2 separate regions of the Mus musculus genome follow, and region 1 is linked to region 2. Evidence: chromatin loops called from intact Hi-C (ENCODE). Cell type or tissue: left cerebral cortex. All regions are shown on one strand. Links, peaks and the distances in the headings refer to the core of each region. The heading gives the core; the rest is flanking DNA. Region 1 has its middle 180 kb from the start of Vrk2. Region 2 holds the start of Vrk2 (vaccinia related kinase 2).

Region 1 (2,917 bases), core at 249-2,748, 180 kb before region 2:
AATGTGGTCATTAGACACATTTGACAAAGGGAGAGAGAAAACAAATGCTTACATAATTAAGTATTTTGACCAAAGTGGCACAGCTCGCAGGTGCTTCCCTGAGTCTGGGTTGGGGACGCCCATTTCTTCAAGTGGCATGTGAAGCTCTGCCTCTAAAATTAGATGCATATGAGCATAGATTCTAGTTCCTAGACTTGAGGAAGGCACATGAATTTTCTGATCTTCTGTTTTTTCTTTGGTAAAATTAGGGTCTGAGTTGTACCTGCTTGGTTTAGGCTGTTGTGATGAAGAACAATGAGCACTATCTGTCCAAGATGATGGAGAAGGTTTAAGAAATTCAGAGCTTGTAAACAGCACAGGCAATGTAGATGCTCTGGAGAGACACTTGTCAGAGTCACACGAGGAGCATTACACCATTACAGCCAAAGCTAGATCAGAGAGTGCTTTTGTGACAACTGTCAACTAGTAATCCAGGTAATGGGATAAACTGGGGAAAGAATCTAACAACAATATTTTGGAGAACTTGAACAAATAAAAATCTCATGCTGAGAAAAGAACATGGTATTATACTGACCCTGTTCTTTCTTCAGTTGATCACTGACTGCCTTCCTGCCTCCAGCTTTTCCTTTTATACTCTGAGCAACACTGAAAGTAGGGCTATAAATTTAGATAAATTATTTATAGAGCAAGCTGATACCTCAACTAATATTCTTAACATTCTCATTTGCAAAAAAAAAAAAGATAACACCTGTTCATATGCTTCAGCATGTACGTGAAATTTATTCTATCTGTGTGTGTGTGTGTGTGTGTGTGTGTGTGTGTGTGTTAATCACTAAAAGTCTGATACCAGTTCTGGGTACATACTTTGTACTCGGGGCTATTTTTCTATTTTATACCAATTCCTTACTGAAGTTTTCAGAAGCTCCAAAACATTTACGTTGGGATAATGATATCTAAATACTTCTGAATTATTTTATGTAAGCATATTAAATTTCCTGATATAGAGATAATGTGCACATTATCTTTTTTGACAAGTGAAATAAATGTTTGTTTAGCTGCATTTGAAGGAGAGGAGAGGGCTTGTTCTGGATATTCTTTAGATGCATTTGCAACTTCCAAGTTTGATATGAAATCCTATAACTTTCCACACAGGAAAGAGTTTACTGGGAAAATCTCATGAGTCACACAAGGACAGTTTTCTTATACCATAACTGTACCTTGCAGCCTCACCTACATATTCATAATCTAGAAGATGGGGGACAAATATAATATACTAAGGTTGGTAATATCAATGGTGACTATAGACTTACGTTCTATTAGCTAACGCTGAAAATTAGCCCAACAGATTCCAACTATCAAGCAGTGATTAATTCCAGTGTGTTAAGCTTAATTAAGAAATAACAAAATATATTGTAAATCTCTGAAAAGGAAAGCTACTGACTGATGACATGGGACTATTGAAACATATTAAAGAAATGGTGCAGTATGTTAAGCATGTAATTCTGCCAAAATCCTCCCAGCTTTATTTTGTCTTCCTTTCCATATCCTTGGCTCTCAAAAATTCATTCTCAGTTCTTTGGCAAAAACGACTGGAAGAGACCAGAAGGAGGAGAGGGGGAGTGGACAGCTCATGCTAATGCCAGTCTTGATTTCATTTATTTAAAAATCCCACTTTGTGCATAAAAAGTATAGTTCATTTCTTATCCTGAGAGTTACCCTGGCATATGGCTCAATTGGAATCATCAGGGTTTTTAGTTCTTTTTAAAATGGCTTGCCTCTTTTACAGACTTTCCCTCAGAAAGATACACTATCATCCCCACTTTCAGAGTCTACCACTCTTTGCTTGGAAAAGTCTTCTCTCTTTCCGATCCAATAGGTCTTGACCATGATGGTAGATGAAATGACAGAGCAAGATTGGGGCTGGTTTCTATATCAGGATTGTGCTAACTTGTATGTTTAGAGCTTTGCCCTTTGGACTCAGAAAGCAAACTCTCTCCTACTCTTTACTCTTCTATTGAGTTAAATACTTCTCAGATATCTATTAAACTCCATGATCATGCCTTAAAGTCTATGAAGCCAAATAAAGTTCCATGTTCCTGACTTTCCATAGTAAAATATAATGTGGAGTAATATATATTTAAGACCATTTCAATTTATCCAATGCCTTTCTAAATCAATATTGTGCTAAAATAACATTGGCCTATAAGAATTAATGTCTTATTTATATTACCAACCTGGGATAAAGTTTTACTTCAAAAATATAAAAATATATATGTGATTTAATTCATCATGACTGGTTTTCATTTGTTTGCAATAAATCTTGGATAAAGCCAGTTGGATTAATGGAATTGTTGGTATGCTGCAGATTCTGTCCAAAGTGGAGCAGAAAGGAAGAGAGCTTAAATTTATGTCACAAATTGTTTTACATACAAAATAAGAGTAAAGGAAAAAGAACTGAAAGGAAAGACATCATTTGTTCTTCGAATTACTTTCTCCAAGTATATAAAAATAGAAGAAATATTGCCCTTTGTTTGTAACGCTGGAAAGAGTTCAAGGGCACTTTATGAAAGGAACTTTTGACTTCTGAGTAGTAACAATTTCTGAATCTGGAAGCAATTGTTAGTCACTCTTTCAAATTGTAGACTGGAGCAGTGATTTTCAGAGTATATCTCTTCCTTCAGCTCGGTATGCATATTCTAGATCTAAACGTCTCTTGTAAACAAATATACATAGAATTTCATATGGCAAAAAGTACAAGATATAAAAATACACTCATAACTGGAAGCACAAACGTCTGCTTCTAGAAACTCTGAAGGACTGAGCAAGGTTATACTTTTCCTTAGCGTATTCTTCATCTTTTTTCCATTTTTCTTAGCTGGAATGCAGCTAGGTGCTACAGTGTCAAGGAATGGAGTTG
Region 2 (2,917 bases), core at 126-2,625:
GGTAAAATCCTATTTCCTTATTACACCAAATTTAGCAAATAGAATTAATACCATCAGGCAAGAATAAAGCTACTACCATGATATTTGAGTCACTCTTGAATCAAGCTTTATTAAATACTGGCCAGGAATGATGGACACAGGCCAAGTCTACACCAGGAATTCCAGAGTATGGCACCATATTGCATTTGTCAGGGGCTTATGAAGGCAAATCCCACAAGGGTATGCACTTTCTGCCTTTGTGGAATCAAGGGCAAACATTCTTCCTGCCCATTTACTTCCCACCTACATGTGACTAAGCAGATCTTGTGCAGTTTGGGCAAGCTTGTTATCTTTCTTGAACAACAGCCTCCAGCATTCCTAGAAGTTACCTTGAGCAAGTGGGACTTACAAATTAGAGATTTGTTTGTTTGTTTGTTTGTTTGTTTTATAGGTCTCTCTCTCCTTTTTTTTTTTTTTTTTTTTTTTTTTTTTTTCGAGACAGGGTTTCTCTGTGTAGCCTGGCTGTCCTGGAACTCAGGCTGGCCTCGAACTCAGAAATCCACCTGCCTCTGCCTCCCAAGTGCTGGGATTAAAGGCTTGTGCCACCACTGACAGGCTGTTTTATAGGTCTCTTAAAGTATAGTAACTAAAACTTAAAACATAACTTTAGCCTTCGCAGAGAAAATGGCTGTTTTTCTTTCAGTATTTGCATCTGGACAATTATTGAGTGTTTTTAGGTAAGAAACTAAAGTGCTGTTTGAACAGTCTTTTTTATAAAGATTTGTTTGTTTGCTCTAAAATGTAAGTTGTGTATCCTTAAAGAATTTCTATATACTTAACATATTTCTCTCAGCTGTCATAGTAACCTTAAAACTCAATAACTTATGTTTTCCATTTTACAGATGGGAACGTAGAAATGTAGTAACTTTCGTTTTAAACATTATCCAAGTATTAAATGACAGAACTAGGCCTAGGGCAGTCACTTGCAAGTGACACACCCAGATAGATACAGGCCCTCCCAGTTACAAGGCTGTCTGGGTATGCCTAGAGGCTGGGCGAGCTGTTGGTAAGGATCTGAGCAATTTGAAAGGGGTTGGTACTCAGAACTGGTACAGGAAGGGTTCAGTTCTTCTGTAAGCGCTGGCCCAGTTTACTACCCCCAGGTTAATCTGCAGGCTCTTCAGACAGGCCTTGGCAGGGTCCGGTGCTTGGAAACTCTAACCCTCTCTCTCGGTACCGCCCCTCCACCGCTGCAGCCTCTGCCACTGGGCGGCCTCTGCCACTGGGCGGCCTCCGCCAGACTCTGGGGCTCCCAGGGCTGGCTGCCGGGAGGCGGCCCACAGGCTCGCCCGGCCCCTGGGAGGAGCCCGGAGAGGCCCACCTGGCTGCGAGGCCTTAGGAGACCAGCGCTGTGGGGACTCCGGCGGCAGGTCAGTCTTCCCTCCACCCCGGCTCCGACGCTCAGTGCCCGGCGGGCGGCCGCGGCGTTGTCCCGGCCCGCTGCAGGCCCAGCTTCAGCCCCCGCACCCGGTACCGACTCATCCCGGAAACCGGCCGGCGCTTCTGCACAGCTCCGGACTGCCATCCCCGGGACGGGGTCGCCGCTCAAGGCCGGGAGGGAGCGTTTGAACCGGGCGAGCGTCACCCCGGAAGCACCGAGTCCCCAAACTTTTAGCTGCCCCGCTTAGAAGTTGTTCTAGGAAGACTTGCCAACTTTAGCCAGCAACTTTGGCGCGTGTGTCCAACATACCGCCCTGTTGAGGGAACCCGGTGAATCACAACCTCCTTCAATTCGGTGGCCCAGTTGTTCCTGGTTTAGATTTCCCGCTCTCCTCCGGGCTCTGTTCAGCCCACTGGAGTGGAGTTTCAGCCGCCTCGGAGGCACTGGGTTCAGTAAGCGAAGGAGGGAAAACTACTTAAGCATAGATGGGTAGCTTAAGAGAAACGTTTTGTACCCTGTCAGTATTTTTGAATAATTTTCACGAAAGCATTTGTCCTGGTTAGATTTTGCTGTTGTTATCAACTTGTCTCCATGCAGGGCCATCTGGGAAGAGGGACAAATGTTGAATGTTGAGATTAATGTGAGGCTGTTAGTGGCTGGGGAAGGGTACAGCTTTAAATTCAAAGGTCGCATCTGACCTTTGGTAGTGTCTTACCACCACCAAGCAAAACACCTGCGAATGACTTCCACGAGCAAGGATTTCCATGACAAGCTAACCTGTCCTATCAGGACACTGACTAGTTCAGGCTCTCTGGTTTTCTGACCCTCCCTCTTACCCACTCCCATCAATGTGAGAACAGCTTTGCCTTAGAGATTACAGCTCTACAGATAACAGGAATCCCACATTCCAGAAGAAGGCCACAGAAATTTAATTCAAGTGGCAAAATACCTCCATTAGATTTACTCAGGGGCAGATGCGGATCTGTTGGAGTGATAGATGGGGGAGGGCCCAGGCCAGCAGTGCCACCCTTGGGCCTGGTTTGTTTAAGAAAGCCAAGCTGGTTGATCCAGTTCGGAGCAGGACAAGCTATTGAGCAGGGGGGTCTGCCATGGTGGCTTCAGTACCTGCCTGCAATTGCTGCTTTGAGTTCCTGCCCTGACTCCCCTTTCAGGTGGATTGTAAACTATATGAAGTAATTCCAAAGTTGCTTTACCATGGTTTTGTTTATTTGTTTTTGTTTTTGTTTTAGTCTAGAAATACTAAGAAGACCATGGTTACTTTCACATCTAATTTCAAGCATTTTTTCTAATATTTATTAATTATATATTAATCGCGTTACTCATTTGCTAATTTCTATACAATGATAATTAATTACATTCTATAGTGTTGCTAAATATTAATAAACTCCTACATGAAATTTTGAAGTATTGATTTAAATGAAACACAGTAGATATTTTTAATTTTTAAGAAATTTATTTTTAATTTTTAATTTTGTG

The links. A loop is a pair of places that touch in the nucleus more often than their neighbours do. Peaks named below come from ENCODE experiments on the same cell type or tissue, not always from the same donor. Only the 100,000 strongest peaks of a DNase experiment are listed, where the experiment ranks them.
Region 1: a loop joins it to region 2, with 2.4 times the contacts of the local background. A loop is called at or near these places in 5 of 42 quality-filtered maps.

Annotation. Positions count from the first base shown.
Region 1 is chr11:26,774,156-26,777,072 of GRCm38, reverse strand. No RefSeq gene overlaps it. Among named protein-coding and RNA genes, the nearest start is that of Vrk2, 180 kb to the right of the region's middle. In left cerebral cortex, for the core only: no CTCF peak of the experiment used is centred there; a DNase peak (open chromatin) is centred at 1,675.
Region 2 is chr11:26,592,082-26,594,998 of GRCm38, reverse strand. It overlaps Vrk2 (vaccinia related kinase 2), which reads left to right and starts at 1,079. Exons shown (of 13, transcript NM_027260.3): 1 at 1,079-1,409. In left cerebral cortex, for the core only: a CTCF peak has its summit at 1,272; DNase peaks (open chromatin) are centred at 301, 1,252, 1,746 and 2,395; H3K4me3 peaks cover 1,242 bases; H3K27ac peaks cover 753 bases.